Linked DNA regions of Mus musculus: region 1 is linked to region 2. The links are chromatin loops, found by intact Hi-C in ENCODE. Cell type or tissue: left cerebral cortex. All regions are shown on one strand. Each heading gives the region's core, and the rest is flanking DNA. Links, peaks and the distances in the headings are about the cores only.

Region 1 (8,331 bases), core at 100-8,099, 150 kb after region 2:
GTGTATTAAAACAAAGTTAGCAAAATTATTATACACCAAGATGCAGTAATAATAAGAGGGTCACTGTCATATGAATAGCCAAAATAAATGTTTTCGATTGGGAGTGTTTGGTGGTGGTTTTAGTGTATACTATATGACTACATTTTCCTACAGACAGAATTATTGTACACTTTCCAAATGATCATTTGCAAGATGGCAGACAAAAAGGGATATAAAAAAGGATACGTGGCAGCTACTCATCCGAGTGACTTTCTAGAAGTAGAGAAGAAAGGCTCTGGACAGATGGTGATCTTCTTATGTGGTAATTGAGAAGATGTGGGTTTCAAAGCAGCCTTAAAGGCTCATAAACTGGGTGGTTTGCAGCTTGTTTCCCAGAGATAGAGGAGTGGTGTGTGTACATTTTTCCAGCATTCCTGTTTTTATTTGGGAGTGTGATTCAAGAAACCCAGTAAGACTTGCTTTGGAATTTGTCTTTGATTTGTTTTGAGCTGTCTTTACTCCATTCAAGCCATACTGTACCGAATGTTTAGCCACATGGTGGATTAGAAATACTTTGCAGTTTGGGACCCAGGGGCATAGATTTGGATTCTAACTATAGTTCATAATCTGGTATCCTTAGGAAGGGAACTTATTTCTCAGATGTTGCCATTTGAAAAACTACTTTCTCATAGGGTTGTCTTAATGATTAAAAATGTAGCCGGGCAGTGATGGCGCATGCCTTTAATCCCAGCACTTGGGAGGCAGAGGCAGGCGGATTTCTGAGTTCGAGGCCAGCCTGGTCTACAAAGTGAGTTCCAGGACAGCCAGGGCTACACAGAGAAACCCTGTCTCGAAAAACCAAGAAAAGAAAAAAAAATGTAAATCACTGCCAGATGTGGTTGTTCACCATGGAATCCTAGCTCTTGTTAAGCAGAAGCAAGCAGATCTCTGTGAGTTCAACGTCAGGCTGTTCTATATAGCCAGTTCAGGCCAGACAGCCAAGTCTACAAAGTAAGACTGAAAACACACACACACACACACACACACACACACACACACACACAAACAAAAAGAACCAAGGCCAATTTTTAAAAAAGTAATGTACATAGTGTAGTATTGGTATATATAAGATACTATTATTACTAAAGATATGAGTCATGTTTGGATTTACACCAAAAGAATTTTTAAGTAAAAAATAGAATTATGGTGATTACTTGTGGTGAGTATGTAAAGGAAGTGCATTCACAGTGAGAATAGCAAGACATTTATAGAACATTCTAGGCTATGTGCCTCTATGAGGTGTTATCTGTTGTTGCCATTTTATAGATGAAGGATCTGAAGCTCAAAGTAGCACAGTAGAAAGCTATGATGTCCGAGTACAGAGCCCATGTGTTTGCCCTTTGAATGGTAAGGGGTCCAAGGTGTTAGGTTGGACAACCAACTGGGAGACATGAAGTAAGCACTTTCTACTATAGAAAGGCCAAAGGAGCTCTGGGCAGCTTCCTTCCTTCTTTGATTCCGTTAGTTTCTGTTATTTGGGAAAACATAAAAGGAATGTTCATTTGTGATGTGAGCATTAGTTAGTGCTTACTCCAGAACTCTTGTTTAGATATTAGACAACTGTACTGCAGTCTAACTCTTGCTCTATATGAGTCATTGTCCAACTTCTGCTTTCTGTTAGCTTAGACTTGTGGCAATACCTTCCTCTTCTCATTTAGCTGGTTGTCAACAGCAGTAACCACGAGTCCTTCCTGTCCCAAAAGTGAATCTTGCCACATTCTCAGCATTCAAAGTGCTATAGACATGGTATCCTCTACTGCAAAGAGCTGAGCCACCTCCACCTTGTGCCATCACAGCTCCACAGGCTAAATTGTTTATTGAATTCTCAGTGATGGGAAATAAGATAGGTGCATGAGAGCAAGATAAATGGTCTAGGCTAATATAAACAAGCATTGTATTATACCTGAATTGTTAAAAAAATTTTTGCATTCAATATTTTACTCTGTAGAGCATTTTTATAACAATAAGATCGATTAGTGAATGCTGTAAAAATGTATCATGTTACTTCAGTGATTAAAAAACAAAGTGGTCACATGGGGAGGTGGTAGAGATGTAGAGATCAAAGCAACACCTACTGAAGAGGGTCTGACATCATTGCCTCTCTGAATTAATCTGAATTGAGTTTTTTGGGGTTTTTTTGTTTTTTGGTTTTTTTTTTTTTTTTCGTTCTACAAGAGCTTAGCTTTTGGGGGAGGAGGTGGTCTGTGTGAATGTGACAGACTTTTCACTATGTCCTCAAATTCAGGAACTGCCTTCCAAAGCTCCCAGTTTTTCCCATGCTAAAGAGTGCAGACATGCTTTAAGGGGCGGGGGCACTCAAGTCTAATGAGTTTAGACCTGCAGCATCTTTAAAGTGTTCTTTTTGTTTGTCTGTTTCTGGCAACAAAATAAGGAACTCTCTCTGCTTTAGATCTTTTTCTAGTGCATTTTTGGTATTTCTCTGAGGCGACAGTGAAATCACACCTGCTTAGTGTTTCTTCTTTCTGACATGCTTAACTAGTGCAGTGGTCGCCTGCTTAAAAGGCTGCAGCTCCTGGGCTGCTGGCTTTGCACTTGTCCGGCTCTTTGCATTTCCACAGACTGATGAAGTAAACTAAGAAGGGCATCTTCAGAAGCATTTAGCATTCTAAAGAGAAGACCTGGGGTATAGACAGTGTGTTAGTTGGGGGGGGGGGGGGGGTTTATCAGGAAAGGGTATTTGGCTTGCTTTATTGTCAGAGGGGTAGCCCCAGGTAAAAAGAAATGACTTTATCATATCAGACTTGTGACAAGTATTCTCTCCCAGATTTGGGTCTGGGAAATGATAGGAAGACATATAAAGGCTTATGCCTTATTCTTATTCTTTGTATCCACCCCAAATATTTACTGAAGCTAGGGGAAGAAAAGCAGACCTTTTTCTTCTCTTTCCCAAACGTGTGATTGTTTAGAACTTAAGTGCAACATCTGGAAGTCAGATATACAGAGAACAATTTATGGAGTGTGAAAGATTTGAAATATTCAGTGTCCTTTAGTGGGAACTCAACTTTCTGTGGTGTATTTTTTCCCCAACACAAAGCAGGCAATTCTGAGATCACTTTTGCCTCTCTGAATTAAGCCCTTTGTGCTTGGGTCCCATAAACAATGTGCTTTTTAAAGGGGAGCCTCCCCCCCCCCCCCATGCTCTGGCCCTTTTCTCCAGTGCAAGCAGCCAATCAGCTGCACTGAGCTGCATAGCTGGAGCGCTTTCCATTCTGAGCAGCAACAACGTACTAATTTGATGCACACATGGATGCCTCTCGCACTCTGCAAATTCATCACCAGCATCTTGCATTAGTCATCTGATGGACTGCCAAGTGTTTCATTTTCTTTCCATGTGACTTTATTATTACCACCTCTCTTCCAAAACCTCTGAAAAAGGGCGGGGAATGGGGGAAGAGGGTGAGAAATCCAGCTCAGCCTTTCTTTCTCAGGGATAACCAGTGCCGAGCTGATAATGCTGCTGATTTGTGATGTGTTGATGGCAGCCTTGCCAATTGAGACCTGCACTTAACTTGCAGCTGCCTCCCAAGCCTGGGTTCTGAGATGCCCATGCCCTGGGTGACAGGCGGCCAGTCACTGCCCTGTGCTCCGGAGTCGATGCTGAACAGCAGCAGTTGCAGTGAAAGCATCGCGCTGCTGCTCAGAAGCAACCTAATGGTGCCTCTGCTTTGTTTTACTTCATCAAATTTCTACGACTCATTAGGCACTTTCCCCTGTGCTCCTCTTCCTCTTTCCGCCTCCTCACCCCCAACCCCCACTATTTTTTCTTCCTGTCCTTCACCCTGAAGCCCTAACTCTGGCTCCTGGTTCCGTTTTTGACAGTAACGGCACAGCCAACAAGATGAACGGAGCTTTGGATCATTCAGACCAGCCAGACCCAGATGCCATTAAGATGTTTGTCGGACAGATCCCTAGGTCCTGGTCGGAAAAGGAGCTGAAAGAACTTTTTGAGCCTTATGGAGCTGTCTACCAGATCAACGTCCTCCGGGACCGGAGTCAGAACCCTCCCCAGAGTAAAGGTACAAAAAGCATGTGGCGCATGGGGTAGGGTCACTCAGGCGTCAGGGTGGGCTTAGTGACTGCGGTGGGCACCCCTGAGCTGCCTAGATATCTTGGAACCATCAGTACGCAGGGCAGGAGGGAGGGAGGAAGGGAGGGCAGCAAGGCTGAGAGCAGCTGGTGCTGCCGGCCCTGGTGTTCTGGCTGTGCCTCAGGGCTCCTCCCAGAATTCCCGCCTGCTGGGACAGGTGGGACTCAAGAAGGAGGGCAGGAAAGCTGCCCAGCTTTTTATGGTCTCCTGATTGCTCCTATGAGGTCACGTTCTAAGCAATGTGATCTCTGGGCGGAGTTGGTGCTTCTTTAAGGAACAGTATTTCTTAGTCTTGTACTTCAGGAGCTAACTCTTTCAATGCTACCTTTTCATGACTTCTCATGTAATCACAAGTATATTACCCTTTTCTATAGCCTGTAGAGACCTTGAAATGACCTGCAAAACAGTGCAGTGCCACTGGTGGGATAGAGAAAGGGTTCACCTTGAGGACAGATGCCCATTCTTTGAGGCAGCAGAGATCATTAAGAGAACTGTGCCTGCTGGAACAAGGGTTAGTGCCCTGGTGGCATAGGTAGTTAACACATCTTCAGAATAGTCAAGGCTTGCACCCTTATCAGAGGTAAGATCAAAGGGCAAAGTTTGATGCTTGTTACTGCCTCCATTTTAAGATAATGGGGATTGGGTGGAGGTTGTAATTATTGAAATAGAGGCCAAGAATTTGGTTGATGCTTCTGTGTTTTTAAGTCCTACATTGTCATTGTCGGCTCTGTATAGACTCCTACTGCTACCACTTGGTTTCTGTTGCTATTTTAACGTTTTTGCTTTAGTGACTTCGTTCTTTTTTCATCTCTCTTCTCAGGCCTCTTTCCTAAGGATATCACAGTTGCTTTTTCTCTGGGCTTTACTATTTCTGTCCAGCTTGTTGGTTTATTTTTATGTGCATCTTGTAAGAGGGAGCCCCTCTTCTAGCTTGTGTGTGCTATTTAGTTAGGCACACGAACCTTACCTTTCACTTTTTCTGAGCCTTTTAAAAATAAAAGAATAAGAAAAGTTTAAGGCTAATATTCTGTAATTCTGTGAAATGCTGAGCTATCTCCTGTTCTCTATGGTACTGAGGGTTAATGGGCTTTGGGAAGCTTTTTAAAGGAATTTAAAAGCCCAAAGACTTGTAAAGGTAGACAAACCCACCTTCACATTTTGTTAATAAAGTAGTCTCCCCCCGAACATAACCTTTAACACTATGGCTGTTTTAAAAAGACTGGAATGTTGTACCTACAAAGAATAAAATTAGATAAGTAGGCTCTAACATCTAAAATCAGTAAAATGTAAAACCACAGAAATCAGAATTATGTTAGAAACCTTTGTGAATATTTACATGTTTTCCACACAAAGAAATTAGGAGTACACTGTAATATTTCCATACTATCCTACATAAGAGAGACAGCATAATGCATGGTTCTGGACTAATTAGTTTTTAAATAAGTCCTTTTCCTTTACCTAAAGTAGTACCCAAAAGAAGATAGTTACAGCAGCAGGCAATCTGCATCCTCACCTAGGAAAATGGAACACTGATATTGGCTTTATTGGCCTTTTTCAAAAGGCTGAGTGGCAAAATACCCAGAAGTCAACTGTGGCTATGATTCCAGATTACTCGCTTTATATCTTCTGAGTATGTGTATCTTACATTGGTCCCTAGACCTTTCTCCCAGGCAAGTATATTTTATGTATGGCTTGGTTCTGTGCTCCTTTGAGCAATACCTTTATCCAGACGACATTTGAGACTATATATTTCCTCAACTTCTGTTCACTGGTTTTTCTATGTAATTAAGAAGGTCAAGCTTTTGAAGAGGGAGAGAAACTAAATACAGGGACTCTGGGGTGCATGTGCACTACATCAGACCCTCTACTGAGTGCTTTATATATCTTCCATTTAGCTTTTACCAAAAGTTTGAAGGTCGATAGTATCAGTCACAGTTTACAGATGAGAATGCCCAGGCCGATAAAAGTTAGGAAATGGAGCCCGGTTTTCCCAGCTAGTAGAAACTCTCTGGACACTGTTCACCAGTCTTCCGAAGCTTAACTGTTTTGTCTCTCAGTGAGATGAGATTAAAAAGAAGCAAAAGCATCATCTGCTTCATTTCATGGCTTCATTTTCATAGCTAAGTGTCCTCAAGTAAAAAGACTGGGTATCTCCCTTTAAGAGCACTAATGGTTTCATTTCTGCCTTTGTGTTTAGTTTTTGTACTCATGGGTTTAGATTGTACATCCCTCCAACTCATAGTATCATGGAATAGGAGTTAGAGATGAAATCATTCAAATCTTACCTTTGGAAATACAGGTCAGTTTCTATTCCTGTGAATTGAAGTCTCAGATTAAATATTGCTTGAGATATAGGGGCTGTCAGCCAAGGCTTGAAAGGGTTTCTGTTATACAGACATCTCTGTTGTGATGGGACTTGGGCCCTGTAATGACATTGTTCTCAGAGGCAAACAGTTCTTAGGTACTTACATATAGAAAACAATAGCTACCATTTTCTTTGCATCAGTATTCGTGTATACCACATATAATTTTACCTGTTTATATGTAAAACTGAATCCCAAATTTACATTGATTTTGACTCTGTCAGCAGAGTACAGTTACCATGTTTACACAGTATTGATGCCAGATCCTCAAAAACTAGAATTACTGGAGGCTTTGTTTAAATGTGGTTTAAATTACCTAAGCAAGGCTTTTGGATGGCCTTGATTCATTGCCTCATTGGCCTTGATGGTTCCAAGGAAAGAGGCAAAAGTTACACTACTCTTTAATCCAGGTGAGTTAGAGTTTTCTTTTCTTTGCATCCTATGTTCTCTTTAATCTTGAGGAGTAAAAGCTTTACCCTGTTTTCATTCTGTAAGAGTTGAAGTGTAAGCTGTCTGTTTCTTCTTCTTTTTTCCCTCTTCCTCCTCCTCTGTCTCCTCTTCTCCTTCTTCCTCCTCTTCCCCCTTCTCTTCCTCTTCTTCTTCCTCTTTCTTACAGATGCATTATTCAAGCAGATTCAGAAACTAGGAACTCTAAGTAGACTGTCCTACCCTTTTAAGAGTTAAGAGGAACGTTTTAAAACCCCCATTTTATTTGTGTACATGTTTGTGTACAGACATGTGAGAACACCCCTGTGGAGACCTGGGGATGACCTTAGGTGTCAGGCCTTGCCTTCCACCTTGTTTGATCTCTTTCTTCTTTGTTCCAGTGTGTGCCAGACACACTTTGGAAGCCGCCTTTTGGAGGCTGTCTTTCCTCTCATCTCTATGTAGGAATGTTCCAGTTACAAATGTGTGCTACTACACTTGGCTTTCCATGGATCTGCAGAGCTGAACTCAGATTCTCATATTTGTATAGCAAGTGGTTTACTCACTGAACCATCTCCTCAGCCCAAGAGGAGCGTATTTTATTCCATGGTTATCTGCCACTTCTACAGATGATAAGAAATAGTACAGAGTGGGTAAAACATGGCCTGTAAAACCAGACATGCATAAATCCACTTCCTGGCTCTGATTCTCTTTAGGTATTTCACTGGGCAGTTCTGTTAGTCATATCAAAATAATGGGGACAGTCCTCATAGAATGCTGAGTTAGTGATAGCCATGCTGGAATACGGTAGGAACCTGATATAAGAGATTATTATTCTAATTGTTAATCTTTATCATAACTGTCTTTTAAAAACTTAAAATCTAAGCAAAACAATAAAGTAAACACATGGATCACTACAATAAAAGAATGAGATAATAGTAACTAGAAAAGAAGATATACATACTGAAATTAGAGTTCACAGAAGAAAGAAATGAATTTTATTTTTATGAGATACAGGAAAAGGAAGCATCTTAAACAAAATTTAAAACCACTAATGGAATTTTAGTAAATAGAGTTGATATTAAATGTTACAAGTGGATGGACTTAATTTAGCATAATTTAGAGAGGGAGAGAGATGGATAGAGGGGCAGAGCATAGTCTGAAATGAAATAGAAAAAAGGAAAATCACAAAGCTAAGAATTTATAGGATAGGGCCAGGTTTTAGAGCGTCTTTGTAGTAGCATTTAAAAAAAAATAAGATTTCTCTTTTAGATAAAGGGAGATCTGGAAATGTTACTTAAGCAAAAAGCAACAATGAAGAGAGTTCCATGTGCGGTGCGCAGAGAAGGGGAAGGAGTGATTGGCTGGGCACAGTCAGCAGTGGGAAGAAGGAAC
Region 2 (8,331 bases), core at 272-8,271:
CAGAATATTAACGTTCTCTGCCCTTGGAATGGAAGCTCCTGACAGCCCTGGAGGGGCATCTCATTTTCCACTTCGAAGGTAGGTATACAAAGAACAGCTTCCGTTGAAAAGCCTCTTCAGAAGGAAGACAAATTCACCATGCTGTATTTTGGCTCTATTAAAAACAAATTGGGGGGGGGGGGACCTAACAACAACACATGACTGCACAATGTCAGTAGAAGCTGTTCTCTAAGGAGATAGACTAGTTAATATCCCTTTAAAAAAATCCCATAATAGGGCCTACATTTCTTGTTCCAAATGGCTCTGAGCACACTGGGCTTGCTTTTATTTGTTTTTTGTTGTTGTTGTTGTTTTCTTTTTTTAAAACTGAAACAACTATGTTAATAAAATTTGAATCCAAAAGTGTGATAGGGAAAAGATATTTTGGCCTTTGGTTTGTGTTGAGTAGCCAATAGCGAGGAAAGTAAAAAAAAAATACTCATAAATGGGATTTTGGAGTCCAGTGAACAACACAAACACATCTTTGTTAATTACTGATGGCCAGTGCTTTTAAAGGTACAATTATGTGGGAAGCTAAGAACAGGATTAATAAAATATAGAAATTTGTCTCAAGCCATATAAAGTTATCTGCAGACAAAAACAAAACTTCTTTTATTATGAACATTAATGAGCTGTCAGGTCTCAGTTTCAGATGCAAGTATCCATTTTGCAAAAACCAACAACAACAACAAGAAAAAGTTGAAAGATTCATAGCTAGTGGAATGTATTCCGGTTCCGTGAGTGGGTGGAAGGAAGAGGACTCTTCCATTTCAAGGATGCACACTTTACGTGAGATGCGTTATTAGCACCCTGTTTTATCGAGGGACGCTTGCTTTTAACCCTGGTGATAATTCAGTGCTCAGACAATGGCCACTGGACACAACAGTATGGGATGCTGAGGAGGGAAAGTGGAGCTGAAACAGCACAGCGCACTGCCTGCCTTGGAAAGCCGCATGTAAAATGAGGTCATTCAGAAACTTTCCCTTGAAGTGCTTCCAATTCTTGAATTGCCTTTTGTTTGGGAAATGAATAGCAAGTTGATTAAAAAAAGGAGACAATTAGGGGAGGTAGGGGGATGGGGCAGAGACGAGCTTAAGGTTTTGTTCCAGTGGAGCTAAAACTATGAGGAAACTTCATTGTTCCTATGCCTGGTCCCCAGGGATGTCTGCACAAGGTGGTATCACCAACTAGTTCTTGTCCACCAGAGAGAGACCCCACTAATGTCCCCTTTCATCGCTCTCGATAAGATCGTTGGCTTTAAAAATCGCTCTTCCTTGAACCCGAGTGCTCAATTGTGGCCCGGTGAAGCTGTGGTCTGCCAGTTAATTTAAACTGCCCACACGTGATACCTGAAGGCTCACTGCTCTATGGAGATTTAAAAAGAAGCTTTGTTGAGTTGTTCTGGGGTTGGGGGTGAGTGTGTTTTTCCCCTTTTGGCCAAAGTGGTAAAAAGAGAAACTGAAGCTTTTCATTCAAAGCTCTTTAGCTGTGTATTTTTATTTTTTACGTTTAAGTTGATTTTCAGAAGTGGACAACGTGGTGTGATTATAGAAGCTGAACAGACATTAGAAACCAACGCTGTCAGTGGGCGACTTATGAATACCTGGCAAGTGGGGGAGGACGAACATTTTGCCTCCCCTGCTGCTTCTCCATCAGGTGCCTATGCAGCCACGCCATCATCTGTGTATTTGCCAGCCAGAGTGTTTAAACCCAGCTACACTCTGTGAGCTTTTCCAGGTTCACATCACCATATTCCATGTAGTGTGGTTCTATTTTATTTTTGACCCTCGTTTTGCTTCTAACTTCAAATGGCAAACGGAAATGTGCTTTGAAAAGCATGCTACACAGTAGTTGTTAAATAAGGCAATAACCTATGCACTTGTAATTCTCTGCCTATGACCTACTTACATCCTCCTTCACCCTCCTTATAGTATGATTAAAAGCTGCTTTGAATCCACTATTGCCTCAAGGGATTTGAGGCTAGAATTTAACAAACTGCTGAGAAGGCTTAAGTCAGTAAGAGGGCTTCCCTACAGCTTCCTCTGACTAATTCACATGCAATTAAAGAGAAAATAAATATTTTACAAGTGTGTATGTCGATGAAGCATTTCTGCCTTATAGGATATAGGTACACACGGAGCTTTATTTCTGTAGCTGATGCTTTTCTGTGTGGTTGTGTTTGTTTTGGAGGCTGGCTCTGTTCGTTCGGTCTCAAATTTACTATCTGGCCAACTCAATTCTTTTTTTTTTTTCCCATTTTTTATTAGGTATTTAGCTCATTTACATGGCCAACTCATTCTATGCATTCAGGATTTATGTAAATAGTGTATAATAGTCTAGAATTGTCAAGATTTGTCTTCAGTTATCCAGCTAGCTACATCAGTAAGAGAATTTCAAAATTAGTTGGCAATGGCTTGATAAGGAGTAGAAACAGATTAGAATTTGGAGGAAACACTTGGGTATGGTTTTGATCTAATAGTTCATTTTTGATGCAATTGTCTGTCAAGTGATTCTAAGCTGGGACCTGACTCCTCCAGAAAGGCAATATTTAAAAACTGAAAGTTAATCAGCGCTCCCATCTTCCAACCTTGCAGTCAGGAGGCTAAAAGCCAGTTGAAGAAGGAAGTTCTAGTTAATTACAGTTGTTTGTGTGGATTTAACTGAATGGCATAGGCCTGTTACTCCATATTGCTCACTGACTTATCTGGATTTACAATTTTGTCTTATAATCTCCAAGGACAGTGCTCACTGTCACACAGAGATTGGTGAGGAAAATGTGAATCTTTTCTTTCTATCATGTCTGATAAATTTAACAATTGTTTACTTAGTTATTTAACCATTTAGCTACCATAATCCAGGCCTGCCTTCATTTGTGAGGGAAAACCCAGGTCCTTAGTACAATATTCTGCTTTCTTTAGAATAACAACAGAATAGAGTAGACATAAAATTTCAAATAAAACCATAAATTTATATACATCCGATGTCAGTGTTAGTATGTATATACATGCATATTCTTAAGTGTATACATATACATTACTTCAAAGTTCAAACCATGTCATTTGAAGATAGAATAAAAAAGATTTTTACCTCAAAGAGTAAACTATAGTTTCTGGTATGTCATTTACAATGTTTACTTAGAACAGAAATTTAAAGATACATGTGGCTACACTGAAAAGTTTGCTTTCACCCAAACAGCCAAACAACAAGGACAATAAGCCCCGTTATAAACGTTGAAAACTTTTGCTAAGCATCTGTTCGCTTTTCTCTCAATTACTTAGTACCCCTTACCACAAATCCTAAATTCCTAAATAATAGGAAATGGCAATTTTGCGTTGCACTCTTCTTTTTGAAAGCAATGGTATCTGTGACAGTTCGTCATCTTAAGGCCCTTTTCTTTCTCAGTGTTTAAGTAGATACCAAAGGCTGCACGGTTGTCCTCCAGTGTGTCACTCGGGCCACTGCGCCCAAAGACAGTTACTTCCTCTGGAGCAGATAGATAGAGAGCAGCACCCCAGGGGCGGCCGGCCCAGCCTCACCCTGGGGTGGGGGCGCGGAGGTCGCGTGCGATGCCGGTCCCCAGCCGCTTCGCTCTCCGAGTGGCCGTGGGAACCGGGCGGCGAGCGGGCCAGGGCGACCGCAGCTCGGCGCGCGGGGCCCGTGGGGCCGTGCGCAGAGGCCGGGCGAGCCGGGCGGGCGGGCCCGCAGGGGTTAAGCGTGGAGCGGCCGCCCCGGGAGCTCCGCCCCCGCCCGCCGCACCTGGCGCTCGGCAGCCAGGCCGCCCCGGCGCCGGCTCGCGGAGGGGATTGGTGGAGCGCGCGAGGGAGAGAATGTGACAAGTGCCCGCTTCGGCGGCCGCCCGGGGAGGCCGCGCGCACCTGTCCCTGCCTGTCTCGCGCCGCCCGCGGCCGCTCGGACGCGCGCACAGCCCCCCGCCGCCGCCGCCGCCGCTGCCGCCGCCGCCGCCTCCGCTACCGCCGCCGCCGCCGCTGCGTGCGCCGAGAACATGACTTCTGCCTTCAAGCTGGATTTCCTCCCGGACATGATGGTCGAGGGCCGCCTGCTCGTTGCTGACAGAATGTGAGTGGCCGAGGGCCCGAGGGGGCCGCGCGGCCGAGAGTGGGGCGTCGTCTCCTCAGAGGCAGCGGCCGCCTCCCCTCCGCGTCTTCTCTTCAGAGGACGCGGCTGGGACGGCGCAGGGCCGAGCGGGGCGAGCGGGAGAGCGGGGTGAGCGGCCAGCCTTCCCCGGGCGCGCCGGCGTGGGGCTGGCGGGACAGGACCCGCGAGAGGTCGCGCGGCGTCCCGGGCCCCCGAGCTGGGCGCGGCGTCCTGCGGGCGGACCGGCCGGCGGGGCGCGGGGCGCGGGGTCCGGGGCGGGGCGGGCGCGTGCTGCCTTGCACGCTCGTGCCTTTGGAAATGCGGGGTGGCCCGGCGGAACAGCCCTGGCTCTCGCACTCATTCCTGAGATGGGAGCGGAGGACGAGCGAGAGAAAGAGAGAGGAGGAGGATAATTACACACCCTTAAGGGCTTTAAAACTAGCCAGGTGTACTCGCGTGTGGAAATTAGAGGTGATTTTTACGTAATCGGGATGGTTTTGTCTGATAGGTAGTCTGTGATTTAATAATTAATGTGATTCTGGTGGTTTTACGTGTCGTCAAACTAGGATCGAGTGGTTATTGGGACAAGTAGAGGGCTGAGATCCGCGAGGAAAGGAAACTATATGTAATTTTTTATCTGGCTGGTCTGTCTTCCTAGGGAAGTTTTTCTCTCTCTAGCTCAGGGATCTCAGTGGGATCCACTTGTATTTCAGGCATGTTATGTAAAGAAACCCTAAATAGAAAAGAGATTGCCAGAGCAAGATGGGAAAGTCTGTGTCCTCCTGAGACATGGGATGTATGTAATTCTCTTGTCAAGTGAGGCATTTGATAATGTATCAGATTTAGTGGGGGAGGGTGCTGCCGTTGGTTAAATGATGTACAAATTTTTCCTGCTGTCTCCGCTGTGAGACTTCGCATCCATATGCTTTCTGGCACCCTATGTTACTCTTCCAGGCTTTATGACCCATTTCCCTGGCAGCAAACTTTCCCCTGTAATACTAGATTCTTTTTTGGTATGCTAAGTATTATGAGTTGAGAATCTTGAGAAACTCCGCAATGGCCAGTTATTGACGTCCAAGAATTAAAAAAAAAAAAAAAAAATCAAGTGGGAGATAAGGATAATAGAATCTGTTAAATATATATTGTCTTTTCAGTCGATCTTAGGGCTGCTAACTTGAGTGGACACAGGCTCACTCACTATCTCAGAGTTAATCAGATAACAAATTAAAATGTCGAATCCCCTTTTGGCATTTTCCTCTGAAAAATTAATCTTGGTTAGTAATATTCTCATGATGGTTTTAAGAGATCTCTATCCTGTCCTCCTCTTAAAATCCAAATCTTACACACACACACACACACACACACACACACACACAATCCCTTTCTGCACATGAGTTACTTTGTAAGTCTTCCCTGTTTTTCTATGGTTTTATCTGATAGGTAGTGTGATGTTCTAGAATGTTAGGGGTGAATCAGGGCGTCAGATTAATGACTAGAAATTTATGGTCACCTGCTACATAAGTGACATAATATATCTAACTAGTGGATGCTCTATGAATTTAAAGCATTAATGACCTCTGAAAGATGTAGTCTCTTGTCAATTAAATTATGGATTATGAAAATTTAATTCCTCCTTTTCATTTGGTAGATGAATGTGGTTTGTTCAGACTCTTAGCTCTGAAAGGAGCCTTTGTATCTCAGCCATGGAGTTTTGGGTTTTTTTCTTTTTTTAAATATGAATCTTAATATGACTTCTACCCCACTTTTCTTCCAAAAGTTCATGATTTCCAAACGATAGCCTTTGGAGTCAATCCCAGACTGTTTCAGTGTTTGACAGCTATTGCTTAAATGAACTAAGAAAAAGGAAATTTGCAAACGATCCCGTTCTTGTTTGTTTTCAAGATAACTGTTGTACATCTCCCCTGTCCTGGGAACACTTGAGACATATTTTCCACAAGAGTGTGTGATTAAGTCATGTTAGAGATTGTGTTTGGGGGCCAGAGGTATATGAATGAGATCATAGCTTTTAAAATGCTTGAAACCCACCTAGGCGGTGTCTTTTATAGCCGTATTTGGACACAGAAGAAGATAGCTATGTGGATTTATTGTTCGGGGGACTGGTTGCCATGGGTGGTATATTACCATGTGGCCTAAAATGGTGTCTGTTAGATATTGGCCTGTTCATAAAAGGAGTTTAAATAAAGCATAGGAGCTTTTCTGGTGTTGATTTTCTAAAGCAGAACATATTTTCTCAATGGCGTTTTCCCACAGGAATATATTAGATAAGTTTGCAAGATGTAATATGTTTGAGTCCTCCAGGCAGATGAACAAATAGCTGTTGAGATGAATTATTACGCTTGATGGCCCCACGAGCCATCCAGTGTTTAAAGAGCCCAGATCATTTAAGGCTCTGTAGTGATATAGAATTGCTATAACATATGCTTCACATTTTGGGGATTTTAAACATTCAGTAAGAAAACTGTAAAAGGAAATAAGCATTTTAAATAATATTGACTGTTAGAGTTTTATTTTTGTGTGTTATTATACACTCATAGCAAAGTGTAATGAAAATAGGAACTGATTTTTAAATTCTGTTTTAGACTGGGGCGTTTGGTTTTATTGAGAATGGCAATGAGTGTTTCTTCTTTGTTTTATTTCATTAGTGATACATTTAGAGAGTCTCTTATCTTTTGCTTTTCTTTTTTTTAACAGAACCAATATATAAAGGCTTAGAAATAAGAAACTACAGGTGAAAATGTAGCTTGGAAATTATTAATATCAGTCTTTAGATTTACAGAGTTAGAAGGCTAGGAAGTTAGTGATAAAATGAAATCCATTCTTTTCACATTCAGTAAGTAGTTGTAAAGAAAATAAGCCATCCTGACTGTAATAAACTTGGGAAATTCATCTGCTTGTTGATAACAGGCAAAAACATTATTTATCCGTGTATGAGTCCACTGAAAGGCACTCTTGGGGTCATCATTGTTAACGCTAAACCTCTTACAGGGCAGTAGGACTGGCCCCCGGAGGCAAAGTCATTATTGTTTCTGCAAAAGTAAAAACTGCATGGCTACTGTGTACCAGGGAGCCTGATTTATATGCTCTCTAGACATCATGGTGGGTCTAAAGGTTACATAGTGTTCCTCTTGTACAGAAAATGCTTAAAAACCAAAGTTGTATCATATAAGAATAATGTGTCACCTGTTTAGGATCGCTATACACGCTCTCGTTTCTGATTCAAACTCAGATTACTGCGTACGTTTATTAACTAAGTGACTAATGAGAATATACACTAAACTTTTTGAAGTTTACCAGCAAGATGAAGATGGAAAGCATTTTGGAACTTTCTCCCCATCTTTTGTATGGCTTTTAAAGTTTACGTGGAAAATGACAAGATTACGGACATTTATTCTCCAGCTCCATAATGGTCCTGAAGGGAGGCTAAGATGAAGCTCTGACAGAAGAGCTGCTCATGTAGACAGCTCTGTCCTGGAGACTTTCAGAGCACATTGTGGTGGGCTCTTCAGTTAACAGTGCTTACTTCACTACCAGCTGCCTGCCTTCTGACACTAAAAGCTCTTGCCACGTAGCTTCAGGAGTGGGGATGTTATCTTTGATCTGGGCAGAGGTATTACTGTAATTGCTAAGTCTTGCTATTTAATTGTGATGTGCTGCATTGAGATTGCTCCAGCATTTGTTGATGAGATGCAGTGAACTAGGAAAACAAGAGCCTTGAAAGACAAGATAAAAAGGAGATAGGATTTTCAGATATGCACCTAGTAATTAAGATTTCATGGGATGATGCTTTCTACCTTGGAGTGTGTTTTCCTCCTCTAACAGTTATAATAGCACTATTTGGCCTTTGAAGAATGAAGTCTTTTTATTTTACATAAATCACAAAACTTTTAATTTCTTTTTAACCGTGTGTGTGTGTGTGTGTGTGTGTGTGTTTACTTTCAAGTTAACACTCATTCAGTTCCTACAAAACAGGTAATGTTTTGATATGCTAAATCTGTCACATATGAGTGTGCATACAACTAGCACATGTTAAGTACACATATTGTGCAGAAATTGAAGGTAGTATTTATAACAGGGATCTGAGGTCATTATAAGGAATTTAAAAAACAAACAAAAAGAACCACACTCTCATAAATGTTCAACAACAATCCATAAGCATCCCTTATTAGCATTTAAATA

Evidence for each region. Peaks named below come from ENCODE experiments on the same cell type or tissue, not always from the same donor. Only the 100,000 strongest peaks of a DNase experiment are listed, where the experiment ranks them.
Region 1: it touches region 2 in a loop (4-fold over the local background); 7 of 42 quality-filtered maps call a loop at or near these places.

The regions. Positions count from the first base shown.
Region 1 is chr2:6,717,162-6,725,492 of GRCm38, reverse strand. It overlaps Celf2 (CUGBP, Elav-like family member 2), which reads left to right. Exons shown (of 14, transcript NM_001110228.1): 2 at 3,880-4,076. Among named protein-coding and RNA genes, the nearest start is that of Celf2, 160 kb to the left of the region's middle. In left cerebral cortex, for the core only: a CTCF peak has its summit at 4,652; DNase peaks (open chromatin) are centred at 1,684, 3,366, 3,892, 4,245 and 1 more place; H3K4me3 peaks cover 1,680 bases; H3K27ac peaks cover 2,255 bases.
Region 2 is chr2:6,868,141-6,876,471 of GRCm38, reverse strand. All of the region lies in intron 1 of Celf2 (CUGBP, Elav-like family member 2), which reads left to right. Among named protein-coding and RNA genes, the nearest start is that of Celf2, 13 kb to the left of the region's middle. In left cerebral cortex, for the core only: no CTCF peak of the experiment used is centred there; DNase peaks (open chromatin) are centred at 1,042, 3,507, 3,919 and 4,884; H3K4me3 peaks cover 7,055 bases; H3K27ac peaks cover 7,606 bases.